Linked DNA regions of Homo sapiens: region 1 is linked to region 2. A link is an interaction called in ENCODE POLR2A ChIA-PET data of the cell type or tissue named here. Cell type or tissue: Caco-2. All regions are shown on one strand. Links, peaks and the distances in the headings refer to the core of each region. The heading gives the core; the rest is flanking DNA.

Evidence for each region. Peaks named below come from ENCODE experiments on the same cell type or tissue, not always from the same donor. Only the 100,000 strongest peaks of a DNase experiment are listed, where the experiment ranks them.
Region 1: POLR2A ChIA-PET joins it to region 2 with 5 read pairs; 4 of 35 experiments call an interaction of 5 or more read pairs at or near these places.

The regions. Positions count from the first base shown.
Region 1 is chr19:5,446,915-5,461,805 of GRCh38, reverse strand. It overlaps ZNRF4 (zinc and ring finger 4), which reads right to left and starts at 6,389. Exons shown (of 1, transcript NM_181710.4): 1 at 4,950-6,389. The coding sequence starts at 6,314. The coding sequence ends at 5,025. In Caco-2, for the core only: no CTCF peak of the experiment used is centred there; a DNase peak (open chromatin) is centred at 8,715.
Region 2 is chr19:5,527,849-5,542,739 of GRCh38, reverse strand. No RefSeq gene overlaps it. Among named protein-coding and RNA genes, the nearest start is that of TINCR, 33 kb to the left of the region's middle. RefSeq lists enhancers at 4,929-5,592, 5,593-6,256. In Caco-2, for the core only: a CTCF peak has its summit at 7,604 (motif pointing right); no DNase peak of the experiment used is centred there.

The DNA of each region.
Region 1 (14,891 bases), core at 4,382-12,381, 83 kb after region 2:
CTCATGGGCAACTATGTGCAGAAAACGTATGTGGTCTCTGCCTTGAGTCACTGTCATTTGACAGCTGAGGAAGCTGAGATGCTGAGGGGGTGATATGGTCTGGATGGCTCTGTGTCCCCACCCAAATCTCATCTTGAATTGTAATCTGAATTGTAATCCCCACATGTTGGGCAAGGGACCCCATAGGATGTGATTAGATCATGGGGGCATTTCCCCCATGCTGTTCTTGTGAGAGTGAGTGAGTTCTCATGAGATCAGCTGGTTTTATAAAGAGCTTCCTCCTCTTCACTTCTCTCTCCTGCCACCATGTGAAGAAGGACGCGTTTGCTTCCCCTTCTGCCATGATTATAAGTTTCCTGAGGCCTCCCCAGCCATGCAGAACTGTGAGTCAATTAAACCTCTTTCCTTTATAAATTACCCAGTCTCAGGTATTTCTTCATAGCAGCGTGAGAATGAACTAATACAGAGGAGAAGTAAGTGATGGGCACCTCGGCTCACTGCAACCTCCACCTCCTGGGTTGAAGTGATTATCTTGCCTTAGCCTCCTAGGTAGCTGGGATTACAGGCGTCCACCACCACGCCCAGCTAATTTTTGTATTTTTAGTAGAGATGAGGGTTTCACCATGTTGCCCAGGCTGGTCTTGGACTCCTGATGTCAAGTGTTCCAGCCACCTAGGCCTCCCAAAGTGCTGGGATTACAGACGTGCACCAGTGCCTCTCCAGAAGAGTCTTCTTTTTGATCCTTCTTGGACAAATCCCAGGGCTGGCTCTCATTGGCCCAGCTTGGATCACATGTCCCATCCTGAACCAATCACTGTGGCTTAGAGGGTGCAATCCTTTCATTGGCTAGGCCTGGGTCATGTGACTACCCAGAATCTGGAAGAAGGTCTCTTCTCCCCACTCCTTGCAGCCACGTGTACTCAGAATGGAAGACAGGTAGTTTCCCACAGCTGCACCGTGCTGCTGGCCCCAAATACATGTCTGCCATAGGTAGCTAGCACTGTTATCCTCATTTACAGAGGAGCAAGTCAAGACTCTGAGGGGGTAGTGGCATTCTCAGGGGGCTTCACAGTAAGTAGCAGGGCTGGGAATTTGAACCTAGGACTTTTTTTTTTTTTTTTTGAGATTGTCTGTGTCACCCAAGCTAAGCTGGAATGCAGTGGTGTGATCATAGCTCACTGCAGCCTTGACCTCCTGGGCTCAGGTGATCCTCCTGCCTCAGCCTCCCAAGTGGCTGGGACTACAGTCAGGCACTACCAGGCCTGGCTAATTTTTAAAAATTTATTTGTAGAGATGGGATCTCGCTATGTTGCCCAGGCTGGTCTTGAACTCCTGGGCTCAAGAAATCTTCCTGCCGTGGCTTCCCAAAGTGCTAGGATTACAGGTGTGAGCCACCGTGCCTGGCCTAAACCCAGGACTCTTGACTCTCGTATTTGGGATCCTTTTTGTAGATGTGTGCAAGGGACTGAAGGAATGGTAATGTTGAGCTAGGCTGAGCGAGGCATGTGGAGGGCACTCTGGGCAGAGAAAACTGCCTGTGCAAAGGTGTGGAAGTGAGACCCAGCACTGTGGCAATCAAAGAGGTGGAGGAAGCACATTAAATTTTGTATTTGCCGGCTGGGCGCAGTGGCTCACACCTGTAATCCTCGCATTTTTGGAGGCCATGGCGGGAGGATCACTTGAGGTCAGGAGTTCGAGACCAGCCTAGCGAATATGGTGAAACCACGTCTCTACCAAAAACACAAAAATTAACCAGGTGTGGTGGTACATGCCTGTAATCCCAGCTACTTGGGAGGCTGAGGCAGAAGAATCACTTGAACTTGGGAGGTGGAGGTTGCAGTGAGCCAAGATCATGCCACTGCACTCCACCCTGGGCGACGAGGCTCAGTCTCAAAAAAAAAAAAAAAATTGTATTTGCATGAAGTACCTCTTTAAAATCTCCCAGGAACAATATGAGGTACGTGCTGTTAGGATGTCCATTTTCCATATCCATAAAGTAGAGATCAGAGAGAGAAATGGCCATGCCCATCATCTCAAAGAAAGCCAGAAACAGCAAAGCCAGCTTCAAATCCAGGTCTGGCAATTCCCCAAAGCTGGGCCTCCTTCCCTCTCACCCCTATGTTATGGGTTGAATTGCATCCTCTCAAAAAATATGCTGAAGTCCTGACCTCTGATATCTGGGAATGCGACCGTATTTGGAAATAGGATCTTTGCAGACGTAATCAAGTTAAGATGAGGTCATTAAGATGGACCCTAATCCAGTATGACTGGTGTCTTCATAAAAAGAGGAGGTAACAAGTTTGTGGCTGCATCATTCCAATCTCTACCTTCGTTGTCACGTGGCTGTCTTCCCTGTGTCTTTGTCTCTGTGTCTCTTCTTTTCTTTTCTTTTCTTTCCTTTGTTTTACTGAGACAGAGTCTCCCTCGGTCACCCAGGCTGGAGTGCAGTGGCGTGATCTTGGCTCACTGTAACTTCTGCTTCCCAGATTCAAGTGATTCTCTGCCTCAGCCTCCCGAGTAGCTGGGATTACAGGCACGCACTACCATGCCTAGCTAATGTTTGTATTTTTAGTAGAAATGGGGTGTCGCCATGTTGACCAGGCTGGTCTCGAACTCCTGACCTCAGGTGATCCACCCACCTCGGCCTCCCAAAGTGCTGGGATTACAGGCGTGAGCCACTGATCCCAGACCCTCCAGTGGTTTTAGTCAGCACCCCAGAACAAATCCGTTTCTTTTTTCTTTTTTTTTTTTTGAGACGGAGTGTCTCTGTGTCCCCAGGCTGGAGTGCAGTGGCGCGATCTCAGCTCACTGCAACCTCCGCCTCCCAGGTTCAAGCGATTCTCCTGCCTCAGCCTCCCGAGTACCCGGGGTTACAGGTGCACGCTACCACGCCTGGCTAATTTTTTGTATTTTTAATACAGATGGGGTTTCACCGTGTTGGCCAGGATAATCCTGATCTCCTGACCTCGTGATCTGCCCGCCTCGGCCTCCCAAAGTACTGGGATTACAGGCGTGAGCCACCACACCTGGCCCAAAATCTGTTCCTTACTAAGCTCTACGAGGGCCTGCACGACCTGCCCTATCCCCTTCCCACGCTCCTCCCTCTCCCCTCTGACTCACTCTGCTGCTGCCATATGGGCTTCTGGCTGTTCCTCCAACATGTCAGGTGCAGTCCTGTCGCAGGGCCTTTGCATGGGCTGTACACTCTGCCTGGAATATCCTTCCTGCACTAACGCCTCCTTCCTCCCCTTTCAGTCTCAGTTTGTGTTTTTTGTTTTTGTTTTTGTTGAGACAGGGTCTCACTCTGTCACCCAGGTTGGAGTGCAGTGGTGCAATCATAGCTCACTGCAGCTTTGAGCTCCTGGGCTCAGGTGATCCTCCCGTCTCAGCCTCCTGAGTAGCTGGGACTATAGGTGTGCACCACCATACCCCGCTAATTTTTGTATTTTTTTGGAGAGATGGAGTTTCACTATGTTGCCCAGGCTGGTCTCGAACTCCTAGACTCAAGCGATTTGCTAACCTCAGACTCCCGAAGTGCTGGGAGTGCAGGCGTGAGCCACTGTGCCCGGCCCTGAGTCTCGGTTCTCATGTTTCCTCCGTGATCTCCCTGATCATCCGCCAAGCTCTCTCCATCTCATGACCCCCTTGTGTTTTAGCCCCAGGATTTATCTCGTGCTGACATCTCCCTGCTCATTTATTTAATTATATACTTTGTATCTATCCCCCACCCTGGAATAGCAGTCCCTGGAGAGCAGGGACTTTCCCCTGTTTTGTTCACTGCTGTGTCTGTGTGCCTGGAACCGCGTCTGGCACAGAGTGGGCGCTCTCTGGAGGTTGCTTGGGCTTCAGTCGGAATCTTGCACGTGACTCTCACATTCACACTGTTCCAGGGAATGTCTCAGAGGCGACCTTGACCCTTTTGCTCCTATGACCTCACCTAGTAGCTATTTCTCGTCGGAGCATGGTCAAACAGCCCCCTCACTGCCCAGAAAACTCCCTTGCCTCCTTGCATTTTTTTTTTTTTTTTTTGAGACAGGGTCTCACTCTGTTGCCCGAGCTGAAGTGCAGTGGTGTGATCATAGCTCACCTCCCAGGCTCCAGCAATCCTCCCACCTCAGCCTCCCAAGTAGCTGGAACTACAGGCATGTATCACCACACTTGGCTAATGAATTTTTTTTTCTTTTTTGAGACGGAGCCTCACTGTCGCTAGGCTGGAGTGCAGTGGCGTGATCTCAACTCACTGCAACCTCCACCTCCTGGGTTCAAGCAATTCTCCTGCCTCAGCCTCCTGAGTAGCGAGCAGCTGGGACTACAGGCACGCACCACCACGCCCAGCTCATTTTTGTAGTTTTTAGTAGAGACAGGGTTTCACCATGTTGGCCAGGATGGTCTTGATCTCCTGACCTCATGATCCGCCCGCCTTGGCTTCTTAAAGTGCTGGGATTACAGGCGTAAGCCACTACGCCCGGCCTAAGAAAATTTTTTTGTAGAGGTGGGGTCTTGTTATGTTGCCCAGGCTGGTCTCAAACCTCTAACCTTGAGCGAACCTCCCACCTCGGCCTCCCATCCCATCACACCTGGGATCCCATGAGACATAAGAGGAAACGGAGTAAAAGGGGTTGGAGAACTCTATGGCACCTTTGCAACTTTTCTGGAAATCTAAACCAGTTCCAAAATAAAACGTTTATTTTAAAAGAAAAAATGTGAATGAAGAATAAGGCCATCCAGGATGAGTGACCCGTGTGCCCGGGACTGGAACCAAAGCACAGACGACCCGTCTCAAAGCCACTCCGGCACCACGGTCACAGCCGCCCCAAAAAGGCCCCCCAGCCCTCACCACCCCTCGCTCTCCCGCCCGCAGAAACGGGGATTGGCCTTAGGCTTGATGGGGATGGGTGTCCCCCAACCCCAGTCAGAGGCGGGTGGCCCAACAGCAGCGAGGCTGAGAATCCGCTTTCAAACCCACTTTATTCTTTTCAGACCAGAAACATTCCTCATTGCACCCCCCTCCCTGCCCTAGATCTTTACTGACCAGGGGCCTCAGGAGGGGCTGAGGAGACAGTGGTATACTCTGCCTCCAGGGACGTGGTGCTGCAGTGGCAGTGGGGACTGGCGCGGCCCAGCAGCTCCAGCCTCCGGGAGCGTAGCTGGACTTGAATGGCCCAGATGGGGGGCCGGTGGCCCGGTAGGGAGGGGTCCTCGTCCCTGAAGCTGTAGGTGGTGGAGTCAAAGCTGTCTTCTGTGGCGGCCACCGACTGTTTGCACACGGGGCAGGAGCGCCGGGGGGCTTGGGAGAACCAGGGGTCAATGCATTTGCAGTGGTAGGTGTGGGAGCAGGGCAGGATCTTGAGTTGGTCGCCCTCCTCATACTCATCCAGGCAGATGGCACACAGGTCGTTGTGCCACGTGAAGGTGCGGACCTGGGCCTTCTGGCAGGTAGACGTCTTCACCGGCCGTCTGTGGCTGCAGCAGGCCTGGGCCCAGAGCCACAGGTGGTTCAGGACAAAGAAGGCTGATACGACCAGGGCCAGGGTACAGCCCAGCACCCAGGACACGGTCAGCACGGGGTGACAGCCCAGGTCGTGGCACGGTGGGTCGTCGGGCAGGAGCAGCGCGTGGGCCGACTTGTTGCAGCCCAGGATGACCCGCAGGTCCTGCGAGGCGGCCTCGCTCACGAACACTGAGGGGATGGCGATCTGGCCCCTCAAGTCCTCGTAGACGTGGGTCATGCTCACGAGGTCGTCGGAGTGGACGTTGTGCACGATGGCCGCCTCGAAGCCGGCGCGCTGGGCGTTCAGCACCTTGAGGTCGAAGGTGCAGTCGTAGCGGCGGATCAGCACGATGGCGCCCAGAGAGCGGTTGCCCAGTCGCGGGGCCTCGATGGGATGGCACGCGTTGGCTGGCTTGACCTCCATCAGGTAGCCCCGTATGCCCTCGGGGGCCAGGGGGACGCCGAACAGCGCCGGCAGATCCGCAAAGTCCACCGAGCTCGAGTTGTCTTCCAGCACGGCCCGTACCACTGCCTGCGCGGGCACCTGGAGCAGCGACAAGACCAGCAAGGCTTTGACTGCCACGAGGGCTCGGCCCGGCCGTGGCCACCCCATGGTCACCCGCTTCGCTGTCTGTGTGCTGCTAGGTCCCACTGGAGGCGGCAGGCATGAGGCCTTTGGGCATCTCCGGGGTCTCCCAGGGGGCCTGTGGCCAGGACGCGAGGGCAGTTGAGTTGGAATGACCGCGTGGCTCAGAGGCAGTGACGCGGCCACTGGGACCCTGCTGGCTCTAGGCATTAAGTGCTCCGGACGGCAGAGCGGCATGCGTCGTGTCTTTGAAGGCCGGTCTCAGGAGGTGCTGGCGCAGGTGGCCTTTCTGGCAGATGACATGGAGACCAGGAGTCACCAGGGTTCTAGATGCCCCCAGCTTCTGTGACATCGCCCTGCTACATTCTGTCCCAGGAGCTGCCAGCTGCCTGGGCCTGTGGCCAATGGATCATTCCTAGGTCTGTGATTTGCCGGTACCCGGGCAAGCTTTGAGATAACTTCTTGAAGGCTCAGGGTATCTTTGGACCCAAGGAGGCCCAGGGATGCTTCAAAAGGGCTGCCGGCCCCCAGCAGTGCAGATTCAGCCCTCACTGTGCGAAGACGCTACCAGCATCAGCTTCTGGAGGTTCCTAGCAACACACTGTAGAAGGTTCAATGTTACCCTTGTCTGAGACTCCAAGAGTGACCCAGACTTGTTCAAGCCACGCCCCCCTACAATGAGATCAGTGCTTAAAACCCAAATTCCTGACCCCCTGTCACCATCCCTCACTCTGCTCCAGCCACACAGATCTCCTTGCTGTTCCTCCAACACACCAGGCAGGATCCTGCCCCAGGGCCTTTGCATGGGCTGGGCCTCCTGCCTGGAAAGCCCTTTCTCTCCGTAGCTGGCTCTTTTATCCGGACTCAGGTCTGAGTCCATATATCCTCAGAGCCCTCCTGGACTTGATTTGGAGGGAGAGTCAAGTGCCAGGGTCAGGGTGGGGCTGGTGGGGGTCAGTGGTCCCAAGTCCGCACCGCCAGGTTGGCCTCCAGGCTTGCACCAGCTTCATTCTCTCTCCCTATAGCATTGCCTCTCCAGCTGGGTCTCCAACTGTGCCCCCTGCCTGAGCTTCAGCCCTGGGCATCAGCCTCACCTCCTCCCCAGTCCCCATCCCCCAAATTTCACACCCTCAATCTGTCTGCAGCCCACTCAAGTCGGATTTCTGTCTCTGCCATTCATAAGCTGTATGACATCAGCTAAATTCCTTAGCCTCTCTGGGCCTCAGCTTCCAGACCTGTAACATAGTCTTTCCCATGCTCTAAACTCTCCCATGGCTCCCCATTGCCCTCCAGATAAAGCCCACACTCTTCTCTGTGGCCTACATGCACCCCTGTGGTTGGGCGCCTGCCAATCTCTGAAGCCTGGATGATTTGCAATGTCCCAGAGGCATCTTGCTTTGTTCACCTCTAGAATTTTGCAAATGCTGTTCCCTCTGCCTGGAACAGAATTCTTGCTCCTCAACTTCACTTTGCCAGGCTGACTACTTAGTCTTTAGATTTTCTGTGTTGGCCTAATACCTCTCAGAGCAGCCCTCAGCCAGTGACAGATGGGAGGTGGTAGATAAATGCCCCCACTCCCTCGTCCCTCTTATGGGACAAATCGAAGTATGTTCTACCATATCTCCTAGAGGTCCCCAGTCGAATGAGCTCCATAAGTCAACGAACCCAGTACTGTCTTGTCAATGAGCCCGCTACTGTCTCCTTCCCTTCCCCACCCACTTCTCTCCCCTCCCACAGCTTCTGAGATCACCTCCCACACAAATCTCTTGTACCATGTAGTGGGTGGGCCCCAAATAGAGATGTTGAACCCCTAACCCCTGGTTCTGACCAACCCCTGTGAATGGACCTTATTTGGAAATAAGATCTTTGCAGAGGTTTTCCTTCTAAGAAAGGGAGAAAAGGCCGGGCATGGTGGCTCATGTCCGTAATCCTAGCACTTTAGGAGCCCGAGGCGGGCAGATCAGTTGAGGCCACGAGCACATGCTGCCATGCCCGGCTAATTTTTGTATCTTAATAGAAACGGGGGTTTTGCTAGGTTGCCCAGGCTTGTCTCGAACTCCTGACCTCAAGTGATCTGCCAGTCTCAGCCTCCCAAAGTGCTGGGGTTACATTTGTGAGCCACCATGCCCGGCCCCTGGTGGCACTCCTGCCCCTGCTCTGTCTACTGCCACAGACGGAGGCCACACTATCTAGAGGCCACTGCCTTGGCCACTGTGGATGGCCCTTGCAGCCCAGTGCTACCAAGCAGAGGCAGGTTTTTCAGTCCAGCAGGCATGAGAGGAGGCAAGAGTGGAAAAACAGAAGCAGAGAGGGACAAATGTAGCGGTCAGGCTCGGGTTGGCTGTGGTAAGCAAGACCCAACCACAGCGGTGTAGGCGTACAGGGCTGATTTGCTTCTGAATGTGGAATGTGAGTAGTCATTCCTGGGATGGCATGGAGATGCTGGGGTGTCTGCAGCCCAGACTCCTTCCATCCACCATATCCTCAGTAAATGGCCTCCTCCTCGTGGGACAAGGCAGGTGCGTGAGCTCCAGCCATCACATCTGCCTCCCAGGCAATGAGGAGGAAAGAGTGAGGAAGAGCTCACCCTGTCCCTTTAAGGACACTTCTTGGAAATCCCAGGCACCACTTCTGCTCACACTGCATTGGCCAGAATTAGTCACGTGGCCATGCCTGGCAGAAAGCTTGCTGGGAAATGTAGTATTTATTCTGAATGGCCAACTGTGCAGCTGAAAACCAGGGCTTCTATTACTATGGAGGACAAGACAACAGATGTTGGAGGCGTCCAACACCACCTGTCACTCGGACACACTTGAGTAACCTGGCCTTCAATGGCTGCCCAATACATATTTGTTGAATGAATGAATCCCCACACCTCCAGCTTAGGCCTCCTTCAGTGGTGAGTGAGCTCACTGTCCCTGGGGATGGAAATGAGCTTTTCCCGGGCCCTTCTGTGCACCAGACTCCAGGCCATGTGGCTTCACTCCACCATTCAGCCACTGTGAGCCTCAGTTGCCCCTTCTGTAAAGAGGAGGCAGCATCAGCACCTGCACTGCGGGGTTCGCTGAGCATGGACGGTGCTAAGCATAGTGCCTACCACGTACGAAGTGCTCTGTTTGCATTTGTTGATGGCCTAAGTGACCTGCCCACAGCCCAGTTATAATATTGGGTGATCACAGCTACTCGGGAGGCTGAAGCGGGAACATCGCTTGAGCCTGGGAGTTTGAGGCTGCAGTGAGCTCTGATCATGCTGTGGCACTCCAGCAGCGGGCCACAGAGCAAGACCCCACCTCTAAAAATAAAATATTGAGTGATCAAACTGTGATGGGGAAAACTCAGGCACCGTGCCAACCCAAAGGGAGGCACCTGGCTTATTCTTTTTTTTTTTTTTTTTTTTGAGACGGAGTCTCGCTGTGTCGCCCAGGCTGGAGTGCAGTGGCACCATCTCAGCTCCCTGCAAGCTCTGCCTCCCAGGTTCACGGCATTCTCCTGCCTCAGCCTCCCGAGTAGCTGGGACTACAGGCGCCCACCACCATGCCCGGCTAATTTTTTGTATTTTTAGTAGAGACGGGGTTTCACTGCATTAGCCAGGATGGTCTCGATCTCCTGACCTCGTGATCCGCCCGCATCGGCCTCCCAAAGTGCTGGGATTACAGGCATGAGCCACCGCGCCCGGCCGCACCTGGCTTATTCTAGAGAATCTAGAAGGCTTCCTGGAGGTGGTGTCTTCTAGACTGAGATCAGAATGAGCAGTGGATAGTGCTATGAACAGGAAACGCGATCCTGGCAGCTAGAACAGCACGGGCAAACGCCCTGCCTGAGTAGCCTGGTCTGGCATCCAGTAGATGCTTAATAAGTGAACATAGAACTCCTTGCCATCACTCAGGGCCTGCCCCCTCTGAAAAAGGGTCTCAGCTTCATCCCAGCTTCCTCAGTCCCCCAACAGCCAGGCCTGGGCCCTTCTCCAGACGCCTCCACGAAAGCAGAGTGGTGCCAAGGACTGGCAGCTTAACGAGGCCGGCCTGTGCCAGCCCCGCCAGCCCCCACCTTGGCTGCTGTTCTTCGTGAGAAGCTGCCGAGGCCCCCTCCTGCCCAGCCAGGTGGCGCCCCGTCTGTGTTTGTCTAAGGGGGAGTGTGGCCAAATGGGGAAACTGAGCCCCAGAGGAGGGGGGCACTCGGGGATGGCAGGAGCCACCAGCACTGCCACTGAGCAATGCAGCCTGCAGCCTGTGACCGTGCCTTGCGGGAAACTCCGCTGACCCCCTGCATCCAGGGCCAGGTTCCTGTGGACACCCCATCTTCTAGAGGGGGGAAACTGAGTCTGTGACAGGGGACCAGACTCACTAGGACTACAAAGCCGCAAAGTGACTGAGCTGGGATTTGAACCCTGGCCCCATGAATGCACTCACTGAGTATTTAGGGTTCCCCACTGGGTGCCCACATCTGCGCTGGGAAACACAGCGGACTCCAAGAGTTCTCCAGCCCCTGCCCAGCCCTCAAGGAGCCCCAGGCTTGGGTAAGAGATGGACCCAGACAGCCAGGGCTGAGGGAGCCCAGATAATGGGGTTCAGGGCAGGCTTCCTGGAGGAGGGGAGATTTCAAGTGGACTTGAAGGACAAGTAGGAACTTGGCAAGAAAAGTGGAAGTTGGGGGAAAGAGCACACCAGGCGATGCCTGGTTCACAGTCCGTGTGAAGGGACGGGCGGTGCAGTTGATTCTGAGCATTTTGGAGAATTGCAAAATAAGTCCTTAGGGCTAAGATGAGGGAGGGCTGGGATGTTTGAGGACTTAATTACCAAGTGAACTTAATTACCAGGAAAAGGCATTTGCTTGTGTTGTCACTGATTTGTCTATTCTGCCATTCAGCAAGCATTCCCTGAGGCTGCACCCTGGCTGGGCGAGGCTAGGTAGGTTCCAGGGCATCTGCAAATGAGGACTGGGGCTTTTGCCCACAGGAGGACTCAGGGAGCTCAGGGCTGGTGCCTGCTGGATTAAACCTCCCCACACTCCTGCAAGAGAGGCATGTTAATTCCACCTTCCAGATGAGGAACAGAGAGGTGATTCGATTTACCTGAAGCCACACAGCATACCAGGGGCCAAGCCTGAATTCAAACCCGGGTTCACAGAGCCCTGTGTGCTTTGCTCTTTCACTCGACTGTCTCTCTCTCTCTCTCTTTTTTTTTTTTTTTTTGAGACATAGTCTTGCTCTGTTGCCCAGGCTGGAGTGCAGTGGTGCAGTCTCGGCTCACCACAATCTCCACCTCCCGGGTTCAAGCGATTCTCCTACCTCAGCCTCCTAATCAGCTGGGATTACAGGCATGCGCCACTATGCCTGGCTAATTTTTGTAGTGGGTTTTTTCATGTTGCGCAGGCTGATCTCAAACTCCTGCCTCTTGATCCATATTTAATGAGCACCTGCTATCCGCTAGTGCTGTGCTGGGGACACTGCTGTGACCAAGAGAGACCCCACTCTCAGGGAATTTATTATCTAATGAATTGCAGTTTTTTTGTTTTTGTTTTTGTTTTTTAGTGCAACATGGTGATGGAATAGCGGGTTATGGAGGGGGGTGGTGAATTTAGTTAGGAGTGATCAGGGAGGGCCTCCCTGAGGAGGTGACATATGTGCAGAGACCTAAAAGATGGGAACGATTTGGCCAGGCGTGGTGGCTCACGCCTGTAATCCCAGCACTTTGGGAGGCCGAGGTGGGTGGATCATGAGGTCAGGAGTTCGAGACCTGCCTGGCTAATATGGTGAAACCCCGTCTCTACTAAACATACAAAAAATTAGCCGGACATGGTGGCATGTACCTGTGGTCTCAGCTACTTGGGGGGCTGAGGCAGAAGAATCGCTTGAACCTGGGAGGTGGGTGGAGGTTGCAGTAAGCTGAGATTGCTCCATTGCACTCCAGCCTGGCGACAGAGCAAAACTCCAACTCAAAAAAAAAAAAAAAAAAAATAGATTGGAAAGATTCAACCACAGAAAGACATGAAGGGAGATATGGGGAACAGCATTCCAGGCAGAGGGAACAGCAAATGCAGAGGTCCTCAGGCAGGAAACGTCAAAATGGGCAGTGTAGCCAGAGGAGACTGCGTCTGGGAGCAGAGGAGAAGTGGTCATTAATGTTTAGTCTACAGGTCTATGAATTTTGACAAATGCACAATCACGTAACCCCACCACTATCAAGATACAGAACAGTCCCATCTCCCTAAAATGTTTCCTTATGTCCCTTTGTCCTCTACCAGGAATGCTTCAGTGGACAAAACCTGTCTTGGCCAGGCATGGTGGCTCACGCCTGTAACCCCAGCACTTTGAGAGGCTGAGGTGGGAGGATCGCTTGAGTCCAGGAGTTTGAAACCAGCTTGGGCAACATGGTGAGACCCGTCTCTACAAAAACAAAACAAAAATAAAAACAAAAAACAAAACAAAAACAAAAACAAAAACAAACCAGGCATGGTGGTGTGCACCTGTGGTCATAGCTACTTGAGAGGCTGAGGCAGGAGGACTGCTTGAGCCCAGAAGGTTGAGGCTGCAGTGAGCCACGATCACACCATTGCACTCCAGCCTGGGCAACAGAGCAAGACCCTGTCTCAACAAACAAAAAACAGGCTGGGCGCGGTGGCTCATGCCTGTACTCCCAGCACTCTGGGAGGTCAAGGCAGGTGGATCACCTGAGGTCAGGAGTTCAAGACCAGCCTGGCCAATATGGTGAAACCCCACTCTACTAAAAACACAAAAATTAGCTGGGCGTGGTGGCAGGTGCCTGTAATCCCAGCTACTCGGGAGGCTGAGGCAGGAGAATCGCTTGAACCCAGGAGACGGAGGTTGCAGTGAGCCGAGATCACGCCACTGCACTCAAGCCTGGGCAACAGAGCAAGACTCCGTCCCAACCAACTCCCACCTCCACCTCCCCCCGCCCCCCCCAACAAACACACACACACCCTAGTCTCTGCCCCTAGCCTTTTCCTGGAGGAGAAGACACACCCGGGGGTTCCCAGAGCAATTTCCAGAACATCATTATAAATGGGAGCATACAGCGGGCGGCCTTTTGTGTCTGGCGTCTTTCGCTCTGCAGAATGCATTTGAATATCACCCACATTGTTGCGTGTCTCGGGTGCTGTTTCCTTATGACTGCCGAATAGCACTCCGCTGCGTGGAGGTGACCCGGTGTGTTTATGCAAACACACCTGCTGGATCGCTTCCAGTTTGGGGAGATTAGGAATAGAGCTGTTAGAAACTGCCAGGTACGGGTTTTTGCACGGACGTGTGTTTCCATCTCTCTTGGGGGAGTTCCCTGGAGTGGGATTGCTGTGGGGGGTTTGGTGCATGTATGTCTAACTTCATAAGGAGTTAAGGGGTTGCACCGTTTTGCCTTCCCATGGGCAGCGTAGGAGAGCTTCGGATGCTCGCCATCCTCACCCGCTCTTGGTATTGTCAGCTGAAAGAATTTTAGCCATTTTAGCAAGTGTGAAGTGATATCTCACTGTGGTTTGGATTTGCATTTCTCCAATGACTAATGGCATTGAGCATCTTTGCACGTGCTTTTTTTTTTTTTTTTTTGCCATCTGTGTGTCTTCTTTGGTGAAGTGGCAGTTCAAGCCTTTTGCCACAGGGAGCTGATTAATGCTTTTAAAGGCTTCGTTTGATGCGGAGAGTGACGGGTGGAGAGGTGTGGAGAGGGAGGAAGTGACGGTCTTGATCCAGGCAGGAGCCGATGGGTGGGCGTGGACGAGTGAAAGTGGGCCAGTTCTGGAGGCAGAGCCCTCGGCTGAGATGTGGAGGGGCCAGAAACGAGGCACATCCGAATGACAGCTGAGAAAACCGAGCCCAGAGAGGGAAAGCGACTTGCCAAGGTTGCACAGCAGAGCAGTGGTAGAGCCAGGATTTGAACTTATTTCTGAGGACTCCCCGACCCCAGGACTGCCCTGACTGTGTGAGGATATCAGAGCTCTGAGGGGTCCCTCCTAGTGGCTTGGCTTGAAATGTTCAAGAACAGCAGTTCCATCTTTTTTTTTTCTTTTTTGACACAGAGTCTCGCTCTGTCACCCAGGCTGGAGTGCAGTGGCGCCATCTCGGCTCACTACAACCTCCACCTCCCAGGTTCAAGTGATTCTCTTGCCTCAGCCTCCCAAGTAGCTGGGATTACAGGCACCCGCCATCTTGCCCGGCTAATTTTTTGTGTATTTAGTAGAGACAGGGTTTCACCATCTTGGCCAGGCTGCTCTTGAACTCCTAACCTCAAGTGTTCCTCCTGCCTCGGCCTCCCAAAGTGCTGGAATTACAGGTGTGAGCCACTGCACCTGGCCTGGCCCATTTTTAAACGGCTCTGACTTTGAATTCCACTGGCCTCTACCTTGCAATGTATGGGTCATAGCTCTCGCTGTTTGTCCACACAAGCACTGACTACCTACTTCTTCAGGCCTGTGCTGGGCACCCAGTCCCTGCCTGCCTGGGGCTTCCAGTCCAGTGGGGAAGTCGGAGTGTGACCAGGCGGGGACAGGGTGATTAGGGCTGTGATGGAGGACACGCAGATCCTGCGGGCAACCAGAGAGGCACTTGCCCCAGCCTGGCGGGCCCGGGAAGGCTTCCCAGGGAGGAGGCTTCCACGTCAAGGCTCATAAGTAAAACCGAAGCCACTGGGCAGGGGTGGGAAGGGTGTTCCAGGTGGAAGGAACAGCATATGCGAGGGCCCAGAGTTGCAGAAGGCACAGGAGTTCTCAACCTTATTGAACACTTTGCACCTTTGAATACACATACACAGTTCTCGTAATAACAGAGATCTCTTCAGTAGCCTGAAAATACTTGGGCTTAATTAG
Region 2 (14,891 bases), core at 2,345-10,344:
AGCTCGGGTGGGATCCTATAATGGCGGGATACTCCTGGGGTCTTTCGAGTCTGGGGAGGTGGAGGGGCTGTGAATGAGGAAAACATTCTTCTTCTTCTTCTTTCTTTTTTTTTTTTTTTTGAGACAGGTTCTTGCTCTGTCTCCCAGGCTGGAGTGTAGTGGTGTGATCTTGGCTCACTTCAACCTCTGCCTCCCAGGCTCAAGCGATTCTCCTGCCTCAGCCTCCCAAGTAGCTGGGATTACAGGCACGCACCACCACGCCCAGGTAATTTTTGTATTTTTAGTAGAGACCAGGTTTCACCATGTTGGCCAGGCTGGTCTCAAACTGCTGACCTTAGGTGATCAGCCTGCCTCGGCCTCCCAAAGTGCTGGGACTACAGGCGTGAGCCACTGCACCCGGCTTTTTTTTTTTTTTGGAGACAGAGTCTTGCTCTGCTGCCCAGGCTGGAGTGCAGTGGCATGATCTTGGCTCACTGCAACCTCTGCCTCCCAGATTCAGGTAATTCTCCTGGCTCAGCCTCACGAGTAGCTGGGATTACAGGCATGCACCACCACAATTGGCTAATTTTGTATTTTTAGTAGAGACGGGGTTTCACCATGTTGGCCAGGCTAGTCTCAAACTCCTGACCTCAGGTGATCCTCCCACCTCAGCCTCCTAAAGTGTTGGGATTACAGGCATGAGCTACCATGCCTGGCCTTTTAAATTTTTTTTTAATTTTTAATTTTTTTTTTTAGAGATGGGGGTCTCATTGTGTCACCCAGGCTGGAGTGCTGTGGTACAATCATAGCTCACTGATCCTAGTAGAGGGAGGGAGTGTTTACAGCTGAGAGACTGACCGAGGCCCCTGCCTCTCACTCCCCTCTCTTCTCCCCATCTCTCACCTCCCTTCCTCTCTGCAGAAAGACTTAAAGTTGCTATCAGCAGGCTGCTGGAGAGATTTCACCATTTCTTGGGCCAGGGTCCGGGAAATGAATTTCACTGGTACAGGGCCAGGTGGCGGGCGTCCCGGAATGAGATCCTGACACCGTCTTCCCTGCCCCCAACAAGACTGTCTCCAGTCGCCATTGTCCCATCTCCTGGATGGGAAGACTGAGGCCCAGAGAGGAGAGGAGCAGGCCTGAGGTCACCCTCCTCTCTCTCTCACCCCATCCAAAAGCCCAAGACCTCATAATGCTTCCAGCCTGGGTTTTGAACCCAGCTGGAATCCAATCCAGGGTTCTCTCCTAGGGAGTTGGCCATATTCGTGAAGGTGTGAGTGACTAATAGTGGTCTTTTTTTTCTTTTTTCTTTTTTTGAGGCAGGGTCTCAGTCTTTGGCCCGGGCTGGAGTGCAGTGGTACAATCATAGCTCACTGCAGCCTCTACCTTTGTGGGCTCAAGTGATCCTCCTGCCTCAGCCTCCCGAGTAGCTGGGACCACACCCATGCACCCCCATGCTCAGCTAATTTTTTAATTTTTTTGTACAGACAGGGTCCCACTATGTTGCCCAGGCTGGTCTTGAACTCCTGGCCTCAAGTGATCCTCCCTTCTCAGCCTCCCAAAGTGTTGGGATTACAGGCGTGATCCACCGCACCCAGCCTGATAATGGTGTTTTTTTTTTTTTTTTTTTTTTTTTTTAAGATGGAGTCTCACTCTGTCCCCCAGGCTGGAGTGCAGTGGTGCGATATCCGCTCACTGCAAGCTCCGCCTCCTGGGTTCACGCCATTCTCCTGCCTCAGCCTCCTGAGTAGCTGGGACTACAGGCACCTGCCACCACGCCCGGCTAATTTTTAAAAAAATTTTTTAGTAGAGACGGGTTTTCACCGTGTTAGCCAGGATGGTCTCAATCTCCTGACCTTGTGATCCACCTACCTCAGCCTCCCAAAGTGCTGGGATTACAGGCGTGAGCCACGGCACCCGGCCCTGCTAATGGTCTTAATGGAGCCACTAAGACCTCCAGGCTCTGTGCCTTCCTCGTTGTGCCACTTGGGCAGGTCACTGGCTCTCTCCCAGCCTCAGTTTCCCTCCCTTATAAAATGGATGGATAATAGTTTTTGGAGTGGGAAGATGATGACCAGGAGGCCCAAGGATGTCCATCAATTTGCAGATGTTTCTAGACCTAAAGGATGCTTCCCTCATCCACAGCCTCTCCACCTCCCCAAACTCCAAAGACCCCAGAAGTGTTCCCCCATTATGGGAATCCCACCTGAGCTGGGCCATGCGGGGTCCAGAGACCCAGCCCTGAGGGGGCTCCCAGCCTGGGAGAGACAGAACCAGACAGGCATGTTCACTGCAGACTGGACTGATGGGTTCCCATCAGCATGACAGTGGCTGGTGGCGGCCGGAATGCTGGAACCACAGCTACGGTGCCCGAGTGCCCGATAGCGCTGTGGATGAGGGAGTCTGGGACTTCGTGACGGGAGGTTGGAATGGTGGCTTCCCACGAAGGTGTGAATCCTGATGGTGGCAGTTTTTTTTTTTTTTTAGACAGGGTCTCACTCTGTCTCCCAGGCAGTGGCATGATCTTGGCTCACTGCAGCCTCCACCTTTCAGGGTCAAGTGTTCCTCCTGCCTTAGCCTCCTAAGTAGCTGGGATTACAGGTGCGTGCCACCACACCCAGTTAATGTTTAAACTTCTTGTAGAAATGGGGTCTTGCTATGTTACCCAGGCTGTTCCTGAACTCCTGGCCTCAAGTGATCCTCCCTCCTCAGCCTCCCAAAGTACTGGGATTACAGGCGTGAACCACCGTGCTGGCTGTTGGCAGCTTTAATGGTGGCCGCCCACCCCCACCGCAGGGCTGCTGGAGATGGGGCTGGAGAGTGCCCCCTCCATGCCCCTTGTGGGGCTGCTACCTTCATCCCGGGGTTCCTGAGCCTTGAGCCTTCTCCAGGCCCAAGGACCACCCCTTCCCCCTCGTGCCTGGAGAGTCCTGAGGACCACACACATGTGCATGCGGGCACACGCGTGTACCTGCCAAAGACGTCCACAGGCCCCACACAGCTGTGTTCCCACAGCCGTGCCCAGTGAGTGTGTCCCCACCTCCCCCAGCCTCACACATCAGCCCTGTCCTCTGCCTGCTGCCCGGGAACAATTATAGTGTCAGGGACGAAGCTGCTGCCTCCGCTGCTGCAGACAAGCCCAGCCTCATGTTTAATTCATCTCGGGGCTAATTATAGCCAGGCAGGGGGAGGGGCTCTGTAACCTTGGCCTCCCCTCCCTTCCCCTCCCCTCCCCGCTGCCAGGGTGACTGGGGAAGAGTGGAGGATGGGGGCTTGTGTTCCACTCGGGCCCCCAGCTCTGGGCAGCTCCAGCATCTCCTCCCAGGGGCTGGTGCAGGTGCCATGGAGGCAGCCCTAAGGGTGAAAATGCAGGCACCGGCCAGGCAGGGTGGTGGGAAGCGGGAGTGGGGAAGCCAGCTCAGGACAGCTGTGTGCCAGCCTTGGGACTCCTTTTTCTCTCTCCCTCTCTCTCGTGGTTCAGGGTCGACCCTCAGACCTGGGATGAGGCCAGCTCTTCCGCCACCTTCCCTGTGAGCCCACCGAGGCCTGATGTCCCGTGGCAGATGCGATCGGTGAATCATAATAGCTGAAAAGTAGCATCACGTGACACTTGGCACTGTTTTTAGCACGTGGCTTGCTGTATTTTATTTATTTATTTATTTATTTTTAGACAGGGTCTCGCTCTGTTGCCCAGGCTGGAGTGCAGTGGCACAATCATAGTTCACTGTAGCTTCGAAGTCCTGGGTTCAAGGGATCCTTCCACCTCAGCCTCCTGAGTAGCTGGGATGACCATGCTCAGTTAATTTTTAAACTTTTTGTATCTAAAAAATTAAAAATTTTGGCCGGGCGTGGTGGCTCGTGCCTGTAATCCCAGCACTTTGGGAGGCTGAGGTGGGCGAATCACTTGAGGTCAAGAGTTTGAGACCAGCCTGGCCAACATGGTGAAACCCCGTCTCTACAAAAATACAAAAATTAGCTGGATGCGGTGGCTTGTGCCTGTAATCCCAGCTATTTGGGAGGCTGAGGCAGGAGAATCGCTTGAAACTGGGAGGCAGAGGTTGCAGTGAGCCGAGGTCATACTGCTGTACTCCAGCCTGGGCAAGAGTGTGAGACTCCATCTCAAAAAATAAAAAATGAAAAAATAAAAAATATAAATAAATAACTTTTGCTTGTTATGTTGCCCAGGCTGGTCTCGAACTCCTGGCCTCAAGTGATTCTCTTGCCTCAGCCTCGCAAAGTGCTGGGATTACAGACATGAGCCATTGCTCCTGGTCAGTTTTAAAATGTAACTTAATTTTTTAAATCCCCTTCTCCCATTTCATTTCTTTTGTAGAGATAGAGTCTTGCTATGCTGTGAGACCCTGTGCCCACAAAAAATTAAAAATTAACTTGGTATGGTGATGTGTGCGTGTGGTCCCAGCTACTTGAGAGGCTGAGGCAGGAGGATTGCTTCAGCCCATGAATTTGAGAACAGCCTGGGCAACATAGCAAGACCTCATCTCTATAGATGGGGAAATTGAGGCCCGGAGCGGCAAAGCAGACATGCCGTAGGTCACATGGCTGCAGTCTCATGCACTCTGCCTTCCTGCCTCCACCTCCCTGTCCTGGCCCAGGTCAGGGCTTTGTTCTTCCTGTCCTCCCTCCTTGGGCCTCAGCCTGTCCCAACTGACTGAGTGACACTTCCTGAAATAGCCCCTGGTGTCAGTTGTTGGCGGGCTGCCCCGCGCCACCCGCCCACGACCCCTCTATAATAGCTTTCCTCGGTGGGCGAGAGAGAGCCCAACTCCAGGGCTCTCAGCATTGGGCAACTTGCTACCCTCGTCTCTGCCTCAGTGTCCCTACCTGCACCCTGGAGGAGGGAAGCCTCTCACCCTCTGCGTCCCCATCCAGTAAGCCTGGGTCCCTTCCTTGCCTCCATATCCGGAGAGCCAGTTAACCTCCTGGCAGCAATGGCTTCATCTGTGAATGCATAACCTGTAACATGCCTCTGGATTTAATTAATCAAGTGAATGCATAGAAAGCTTAGGGCAGGCTGGGTGCTGTGGCCCACACCTGTGATCCCAGCACTCTGGGAGGCCGAGGCAGGAGGATTGCCTGAGGCCAGGAGTTCAAGACCCAGCCTGGGCAACAAAGCAAGACTCTGCCTCTACAAAAATAAAAATAAAAATAAAAATTTAGGCCGGGGGTGGTAGCTCACCTCTATAATCCCAGCACTTTGGGAGGCTGAGGCGGGTGGATCACTTGAGCCCAGGAGTTTGAGATCAGCCTAGGTAACAAGGTGAAACCTCGTCTCTACAAAAAATACAAAAATTAGTTGGGTGTGGTGGTGCATGCCTGTGGGCCCAGCTACTCCAGAGAGTGAGGTGGGAGGATCACCTGAGCCTGTGAGGCTGACGCTGCAGTGAGTCACAATTGCACCACTGCACTCCAGAGCGAGACCCTGTCTCTTAAAAAAAAAAAAAAGAAAAAAAAGAAAAAAGGCCAGGCATGGTGGCTCATGCCTATAATCCCAGGTACTTGGGAGGTTGAGGCAGGAGAATCGCTTGAACCCAGGAAGTGGAGGTTGCAGTGAGCTGACATTGTCCCACTGCACTCCAGCGTGGGCGACAGAGTAAGACTCCACTCCGTCTCAAAAAAAAAAAAAAAAAAAAAAAGAGCTTAGGGCAATGGCTGGCATGCAGTAGGTGTTTAATGAGTGTTTGGAATTCTGAAATCACTTATTCCTCGGGGCCGGGTGCTCTCCGCAGTTAAATGAGGCGGGGGCTTGCTTTTCAGATGACAAAAAGAGGGCTCAGATTCTGGGACACTCCTGACCTTGCACCCCAAGTCGTTGGCCCAGCGGAGATTCAAACGTGCTTCTCAGCCTCCAGTGCGCGCCTTTACCTCTCTTGCCCTCTAAGGCCCAGAGAGGGGCAGAGATGTCCCGGGATCGCACAGCCGTGCAGTGACAGTGCTGGGAAGGCAGGCAGGGCTCCTTCCTGGCGGGGGGCAGCACGCATCATCCTGGCCCCGGGCTGAGGGGCGGGCAGCGCCGGCCGGGACCGGGAGGGAGCTCCTGGCGGTGGCGCGAGCGTTTCCATGGCAGCCTGGCGGGAGCCGGCCGGAGCGATTAGGCGTCCCGAGGAGCAGCTGCTAAAAATAGCTCGCGCCGCACCGGGCTCATTAGCGGCTGGGCTTTTGGCTGCCAGGTACGCCCTCCCGGCTCTCCTTCCTCCTTGCGCCCGGGCGCAGCAGAGGACGTGGTGAAGGAGGCACAGCCCCGTCCTGGGCCCTGAATTCAAGCCTTGTGCCCTCCGGTCCTTCCTCTTTGGAATCTTCCTCAAAGGCAAATCCAATCTCACTCCTCCCTTGCTCTAAATCCTTCCTTGGCTCCCTATTGCCCTTGAGATCAAGGCCCTGCTCTCGCCCCCAGCTCTGCAGGCCGTTGGCCTCTATTACAACTGGCTGCCTCTTAGGGGCTCAAACCCACCCCACCCCACCTCGGAGCCTCTGCTCCTGCCGTTCCCTCAGCATGGACCATGCTACTTTCTCCTCTTCATCTTTCACATCTCAGCCTCCACGTCACCTCCTCTGGGAAGCCCAAGGCCCAGGTCAGGGGCCTCCTCTGGGTGCCTTCATCACAGTCTGACCTCACCCATGCTTCCCACACTAGCCTGGGAGGAAGAGGGCAAGTGTGTTTTGCTTCCAGCACCCCAAATAGGACTTGGTACACAGCAGTTGCTCAATAAGTGTTTGTGGAACAAAGGAAGGAATGAGATCATTGAGCTTTGATAGAAGGATTTCCTGGAAGACTAATGGGGGGCCCTGTGTCTGAGGGTCCCCGCTGTCCTGTGTCCTCAGACCAGAAGGTTCATGGTCTCTGTCATCAATCTTCTTTTTTTTTTTTTTTTTTTTTTTTTTTTTTTGAAACAGTGTCTTGCTCTGTCACCCAGGCCAGAGGGCAGTGGAGTGACCTCAGTTCACTGCAACCTCTGCCTCCCAGGTTCAAGCGATTCTTGTGCCTCAGCCTCCAGAGTTGCTGGGATTACAGATGTGCACCACCATGCCCAGGTATATATATATACCTGGCACAATATTAGCTGACCACAGCCTCCACTTCCTGGCCTCAAGCGATCCTCCCACCTCAGCCTCCTAGGTAGCTGGGATTACAGGCACCCGCCACCATACCTGGCTAATTTTTTTATCTTTTGTAGAGATGATGTTGCCTAGGCTGGTCTCGAACTCCTGGGCTCAAGTAATCGCCTGCCTTGGCCTCTCACAGTGCTGGGATTACAGATGTGAACCACCATGCCCAGCCTGTATCCTCTCTTGACCAGGCTCACTCTTCAGCTTCCTCTGGAGAGGATGGCTTGGCTGTGTGACCCAGCCAGCCCATTCACCCTCTCTGGTCCCCTTTCTGCCTTACAGAATCACCACAAATGCACAACATAGGGGTTGAAAGGACCCAGCTTGGTTCTAGAGGAACTGCAAATTTGGAAGAGAGAGGGAGGGAGATATGAAGATGAAGGAATGTAGGGGAGGATGGATGTCCCTGAACATATCTTGGAATAAAACTAAGTCTTGGAAAAAAACTAAGTGGACAGCATCAGGAAGAGGAGAGCCAAGGTCAGTTACCAGGCTGGCCACAAGGTGGAGCTTGTAGCATGGTACAGCTTGGTTGCAGCAAGGTTGGAGGAACGAGGCCAAGAGCCAAAGGAAGATTGGGAGGAGGAGAGGAGAGAGGATGGGCGTTTTGCATCAGGGGAGTGTTAGCACGGAAGAGCAAAAGTCTGGAAGGCTGGGCATGGTGGTTCATGCCTGTATTCGCATCACTTTGGGAGGGTGAGGCGGGAGGATCGCTTGAGTCCAGGAGTTCAGGATCAGCCTGGGCAACACAGTGAGACCCCCCGCTAACTGCTTCAAAAAATTTAAAAATTAGCCAGGTGTGGTGGTGCATGCCTGTAGTCCCAGCTACTCAGGAGGTGGAGGTTGGGGAATCACTTAAGCCTGGGAGGTCAAGGCTGCAGTGAGCTATGATGGCACCACTGCACTCCAGCCTGGGTAACAGAACGACACCCCATCTCCACAAAAAAAAATCAAAGGTGGCTCAAACCTGTAATCCCAGCTACTCAGAAGGCTGAGTGGGAGGATCACTTGAGCCTGTGAGGTCGAGGCTGCAGTGAGCTTGTGATGGAACCACCGCACTCCAGCCTGGCAACAGAGCAAGACCCTGTCTCCAAAACAACAACAACAACAAAAACTCTGAAATCTGCAATAGGGGCAGTGAGAGTGCTCAAAACTTTTGATTATTCAGCTGGGCGCAGTGGCTCGCACCTGTAATCCCAGCACTTTGGGAGGCCAAGGCGGGTGGATCATGAGGTCAGGAGATCAAGACCATCCTGGCTAACATGGTGAAACCCCATCTCTACTAAAGAATACCAAAAATTAGCCGGGTGTGGTGGTGGGCACCTGTAGTCCAAGCTACTCATGAGGCTGAGGCAGGAGACTGGTGTGAACCCAGGAGGCAGAGCTTGCAGTGAGTGGAGATCACACCACTGCACTCCAGCCTGGGTGACAGAGTGAGACTCCGTCTCGAAAAAAAAAACAACAACTTTTGATTATTCATGATCTATGTTGCCAGAAACCCATAAGACCATGGCTTAAACAAGGGTGACACTCATCACTCCTGTCCTCATAACCTGGGCATCAACCCAGGCTGCAGCAGAGGCTCCACAATCACCAGGGACCCAGGGCTCCTTCGGTCTTGTTGCTCTGCCTCCTCAGCCCCCAACTTCTATCTTGTGGACCACAGTGGCTACTCCGGCCCCTGTGATGGTGGCCACCTTCCAGACACAGGTGGGGGGCAGTGGGGGAAGAGGAAGAAGAAGGCCTGTTATTTTCTTCTGAGGTTACACCTGCTTCTGTCCCGTTGTTCACAATATGTCAGACAGTCACACTGACCTGCAAGAGAGGCCGGGCAACACAGTCTTTAGCTGGGCAGGTTTCATTTGTAAAGGAGAAAGTGGGGAATGGATGTTAGAGGCCAACCCACAATCTCTGCCATTGAATGGGTTGGGAAAAAGGAGTGGACACTCTTCACCATTTTAGTGACTACCTCAGGGAGATGCTAAAGTGAGAACGTGAGGCTTCCATCTCAGGGCATAAGCCAAAGTCTTCTTTGTCATTTCCAAGGCCCTGCGCAATCTACCCTCCATCATTTCCCTGACCTCATCTCCTTCCCCTCTGCCTCTTGCTTGGCTCTGCCCCAGCCACATGGGCCTCCTCACTGTTCCTCCAACACACCAGGCATAGTCCTGCCTCAGGGCCTTTGCACAGGCTGTTCTTCCTGCCAGGAATGCTTTTACCCTAGATCTCTCTTTGGTTCCCTTCTTCCTCTCCTTCAGGTCTCTGGTCTAAATCTTCTTCTCAGTAGGGCCTCCCTGATGACCCTGTTTAAAATTGCAACTGGGAGGATCACTGGAGTTCAGGAGTTTGCGGCCAGCCTGGGCAACATAGTGAGACTCTATCTCTACAAAATAAAAAATAAAAATTAGGCCGGGCATGGTGGCTCATGTCTGTAATCCCAGCACTTTGGGAGGCCAAGGCAGGTGGATCATTTGAGGTCAGGAGTTCAAGACCAGCCTGGCCGACATGACAAAACACTGACTCTACTAAAAATACAAAAATTGTGCCTGTAAATCCCAGCTGCTCAGGAGGCTGAGGCAGGAGAATTGCTTGAATCTGGGAGGCAGAGGTTGCGCTGAGTTGAGATCATGCCACTGCACTCCAGCTTGGGCGACAGAGTGAGACTCCGTCTCAAAAAAAAAATTAGCCAGGTGTGGTGGCGTGCGCCTGTAGTCCCAGCTACTCAAGAGTCTGAGGTGGGAGGATGGCTTGAGCCCAGGAAATCAAGACTGCAGTGAGCTGTGATTGCACCACTGAACTCCATCCTGGGCAACAGAGAGAGACGCCATCTCTTAAAAAAAAATTGCAACCTGCCCTCCCTTTCCAATTCTTGTCCCTTCCTGATACTTTCCATGCTCTGATTTTCTTCACAGCACTTAGCATGCTCTAAAACCCTACAGATTTTCTGGATTTATTTGCTCATTGTCTGTCTGCCCAACTAGGCTGCCAGCACTTCCAGGACAGAAATTTCTGCCTGCTGGCCGGGTGTGGTGGCTCACGCCTGTAATCCCAGCACTTTGGGAGGCCAAGGCAGGCGGATCACGAGGTCAGGAGATCGAGACCATTCTGGCTAACACGGTGAAACCCCGTCTCTACTAAAAATACAAAAAATTAGCCAGACATGATGGCAGGCGCCTGTAGTCCCAGCTACTCAGGAGGCTGAGGCAGGAGAATGGCGTGAACCTGGGAGGCGGAGCTGGCAGTGAACTGAAATCGCACAACTGCACTCTAGCCTGGGTGACAGAGCAAGACTCCATCTCAAAAAAAAAAAAAAAAAGAAATTTCTGCCTTCTTTGGTGCGTCTTCAGTGCCTAGAACAATGCTTGGCACTCATTAGGGGCTCAGTGTATATATATATATATATGTGTGTGTGTGTGTGTGTGTGTGTGTGTGTGTGTATACATATATGTATACATATATACATATATACACATATATACATATATATACATATATACACATATATATACACACCTGTATATATATACGCACATACACACATGTATATATACACGTGTATATATATATACACGTATATATATATACACATATATGTGTGTATATATATATACACGTGTGTATATATATATATATATACACACGTGTATATATATACACACACACGTGTGTATATATATATATATATTTTTGAGATGGAGTCTCGCTCTGTTGCCCAGGCTGGAGTGCGGTGGCACAGTCTTGGCTCACTGCAACCTCCACCTCCTGGGTTCAAGCGATTCTCCTGCCTCAGCCTCCCAAGTAGCTGGGATTATAGGTGCCCACCACCATGCCCAGCTAATTTTATATTTTGAGTAGAGACGGGGTTTCACCATGTTGGCCAGGCTGGTCTCAAACTCCTGACCTCAAGTGATCCGCCCACCTCGGCCTCCCAAAGTGCTGGGATTACAGGCGTGAGCCACCGTGCTCGACCCTAAAACCCTATAGATGTTCTTGATTTATTTGCTCGTTGTCTGTCTGCCCAACTAGGCTGCCAGCGCTTCCAAGACAGAAATTTCTGCCTGTTTTGTTCTCTGCTGCATCTTCAGTGCCTGGAACAATGCTTGGAACTCATTAGGGGCTCAGTCAATTTTTTTTTTGAGACGGAGTCTCATTCTGTCGCCCAGGCTGGAGTGCAACACTGTGATCTCGGCTTACTGCAACCTCCGCCTCCCAGGTTCAAGCCATTCTCCTGCCTCAGCCTCCTGAATAGCTGGGATTACAGGCGCCCACCACCAGGCCCAGCTAATTTTTTGTATTTTTAGTAGAGACGGGGTTTCACTATGTTGGCCAGGCTGGTCTCGAATTCCTGACCTTGTGATTGCCCTCCTTGGCCTCCCAAAGTGCTGGGATTACAGGAGTGAGCCACCGCGCCCGGCCTTGGGGCTCAGTCAATATTTTGAATGATGAAACTGAATAAGCAAAGTAGACACAACTATTCCCTCTTTTAGAGCTATGGAGACTGAGGTCTCAAGGGGAAAGGTGACTCACCCAAGGTTACATGCCAGAGGGCGGCCGAAAGATGGCTGTTACCTGGCGCCTTTCCTCAGTTTCTCCCTATTGGCTGACGTCTTTCTTCACCCTTGCCTTCCACCCCGAGTTACCTATACATTTTGGTTCTGCTTTTGTTTCCTGGAGCACATTTCTGTTGCTTGCAGCCAAGGACCCAGCATGCCCAAAGCAGCCACCTACACCATGCCAGGCACGGTGCCCGGTCCATTAGCTGCTGTGTCACATTGAATTGCCACGCAAGTATAATAACATTTGCAAATTTAACATCACACATAAAATGCTTCGCCTCAATTTCATAGGCATGGAAGGACTGAGGCACAGCGGGAGAATGGAATTGTCCTGGTCACACAGCCAAGAAGTGCAGAGAGGGGAATCGAACCCTTTGCCTGCTTTTTTGTTTTGTTTTGTTTTGTTTTGTGATAGAGTCTCACTCTGTCACCCAGGCTGGAGTGCAGTGGTGTGATGTTGGCTCACTGCAACCTCTGCCTCCCAGGTTCAAGAGATTGTCATGTCTCAGCCTCCCCAGTAGCTGGGATTACAGGCGTGTGCCATCACACCCGGCTAATTTTTTTGAATTTTTAGTAGAGACGGGGTTTCACCATGTTGGCCAGGCTCATCTCAAACTCCTGAACTCAGGTGATCCGCCCGCCTCGGCCTCCCAAAGTGCTGGGATTACAGGCGTGAGCCACCACACCCAGACTTCAAACCCTCTGTCAATTGGCATCTGTCAATGCCAGCCCTTTCTTACATCTCATTCCCTTGCCTATATTATTATTTTGTAAAGACAGGGTCTCACCATGTTGCCAAGGCCGGTCTCGAACTGCTGGCTTCAAGCACGGCTCCCGCCTTGGTCTCCCACAGTGTTTTGATTACAGGTGTGAGCCATTGCGCCCATCCCTTTGCCAATATGAGGTTCTCTGCCACCCAGGACAGCGCAAAGCTAATGGGCTTGGGTTCAGCTCCTGCCTGGGGTGTGGCCTCACTGGGTGACCTAGGGCCTCTTCCTCTTCCTTCTTCAACCTCAGTTTTCTAGACTGAGAAATGGGAATCCTAAAAGCTATTCTGGGAGGATCACGGGGCGTTCTACTCTGCCCAGACCCTGGCAAGCAGGATCTGGGAGCGGGAGCGGAGGCAGCAGATGCCCCCACTCCCATCACCCCCACCTTCCCAGCCCAGCTCCTTATTCCCTCGGCCACCCCATGCCAGGTTTCTGTTTAGTTTAATAATCTCCTGAAAGTTTAATTGTTGTTTTATTCATCCGTGACCTTTCTCTCTCATCTGGAGACGTATTATTACTAATCTACAAATTTCAAGAACCAGATTTATTTGCAAAACCAATTACCTGCCTATGCAAATGACCTCTCTCTGTGCCCGCCTCCCTGGCCAGCTGGCTGTGGGTGGGAGGGCAGGGGAGGGAGAGCTGCCGCCCGCCCCCCACAGAGCCACTGCTCAAACACTGGGGTGCAAACTTATCTATAATTCCTCAGAGCGGAGCGGCCCTCTCGGCCCCAGAGTTAATTAGAATCTCAGTAATCAAGGGGGGCCCTGACCCTGTACCTCTTAGCTCTGACCTCCTAAAGGGGCCTCTTGAAGTGGCCAGAGGCTGATTACCCTCCCACCCCATCCTTCTGATGAGAAGGATGCCTGTTCATTTGTCCATTCATTCATTTAGACATTTTCAGACACTGTTTTAGTTTCTGAAGGCAAAGCAAGGAACAAGCAGGCCTGAAGGAAAGAAGTCCCATCATTACGGAGCCAGCAGTCTAGGGGAGAGAAAGCAGGCAACGTAAATAAGAAAAATGTAGGCTGGACGCGGTGGCTCACGCCTGTAATCCAAACACTTTGGGAGGCCGAGGCAGGTGGATCACAAGGTCAGGAGATCGAGACCGTCCTGGCCAACATGGTGAAACCCCGTCTCTACTAAAAATACAAAAAATTAGCCGGGCATGGTGGCGCATGCCTGTAGTCCCAGCTACTCGGGGGAGGCTGAGACAGGAGAATCGCTTGAACCCGGGAGGCAGAGGTTGCAGTAAGCGGAGATCACGCCACTGCACTCTAGCCTGGGTGACAGAGTGAGACTCCGTCTCAAAAAAAAAAAAAAAGAAAAATGTATAGCATGTCACAGAGCCTGAATCATAACGGAGAAGTAAGCCAGGAAGGGGGACGGGAAGTGCCAGGGTAGGCTCCAGGCAGTGTGGACCCCTCTCTCCCTTCCTCCCTCCCACAGTTCCAGCCACAAAGAGTAGCTGATTCTAGGCTGGATGTGGTGGCTCACATCTGTAATCCCAGCACTTTGGGAGGCCGAGGTGGGCGGATCACTCCAGTTCAGGAGTTCAAGACCAGCCTGGCCAACATGGTGAAACCCTGTCTCTACTAAAAATACAAAAACATTAGCCGGGCGTAGTGGTGTGTGCCTGTAATCCCAGCTACTTGGGAGGCTGAGGCAGGAGAATCGATTGAATCTGGGAGGCGGAGGTTTCGGTGAGCTGAGCTCACACCACTGCACTCCAGCCTGGGCGACAGAGTGAGACTCCATCTCAAAAGAAAGTAGCTGAATCTTTTTTAAAAAAAATCCTATTTACTTAAAAAATAATAGAGATGGAGTCTTGCCATGTTGCTCAGGCTGATCTCAAACTCCTGGGCTCAAGCGATCATCTTGCCTCAAAACTAGCTGATTCTTTTTCTTCTTCTTCCTTCTTTCTCCTTTCTTCTTCTTATTTTTCTTTCTTCTTTCTTTTCCTTCTCCTTCTCTTCTTTTTTCTTCCTCAACAGGGTCTCAGTCTGTCACTGAGGCTGGAGTGCAGTGTTTCGATCTTGGCTCACTGCAGCCTCCTGCCTCTCAGGTTCAAGCGATCCTCCCACTTCAGCCCCCCAAGTAGCTGGGATTACAGGCATGTGCCACCATGCCCGGCCAGCTAATTTTTGTATTTTTAGTAGAGACAGGGTTTCACCATGTTGCCCAGGCTGGCCTCAAACTCCTGAGCTCAAGTGATCCACCCGTCTTGGGTTCCCAAAGTGCTGGGATTACAGGCGTGACCACCGTGCCTGATTCTTAAGCAATTCTTAAAATGCTAAACTTGGTCCTACCTCAGACCTCTTAGCCAGACTGCCTTCCTTCCAGGGCATATGTCACCTCCTCAGAGAAGCCTTCCCTGATTACTCTATTTTTGTCCTTCTTTTCTGCTTTCCCTTGCTTTAGAATTCTTTGAGATGAGGTCTCCCTTTGTTGCCCAGGCTGG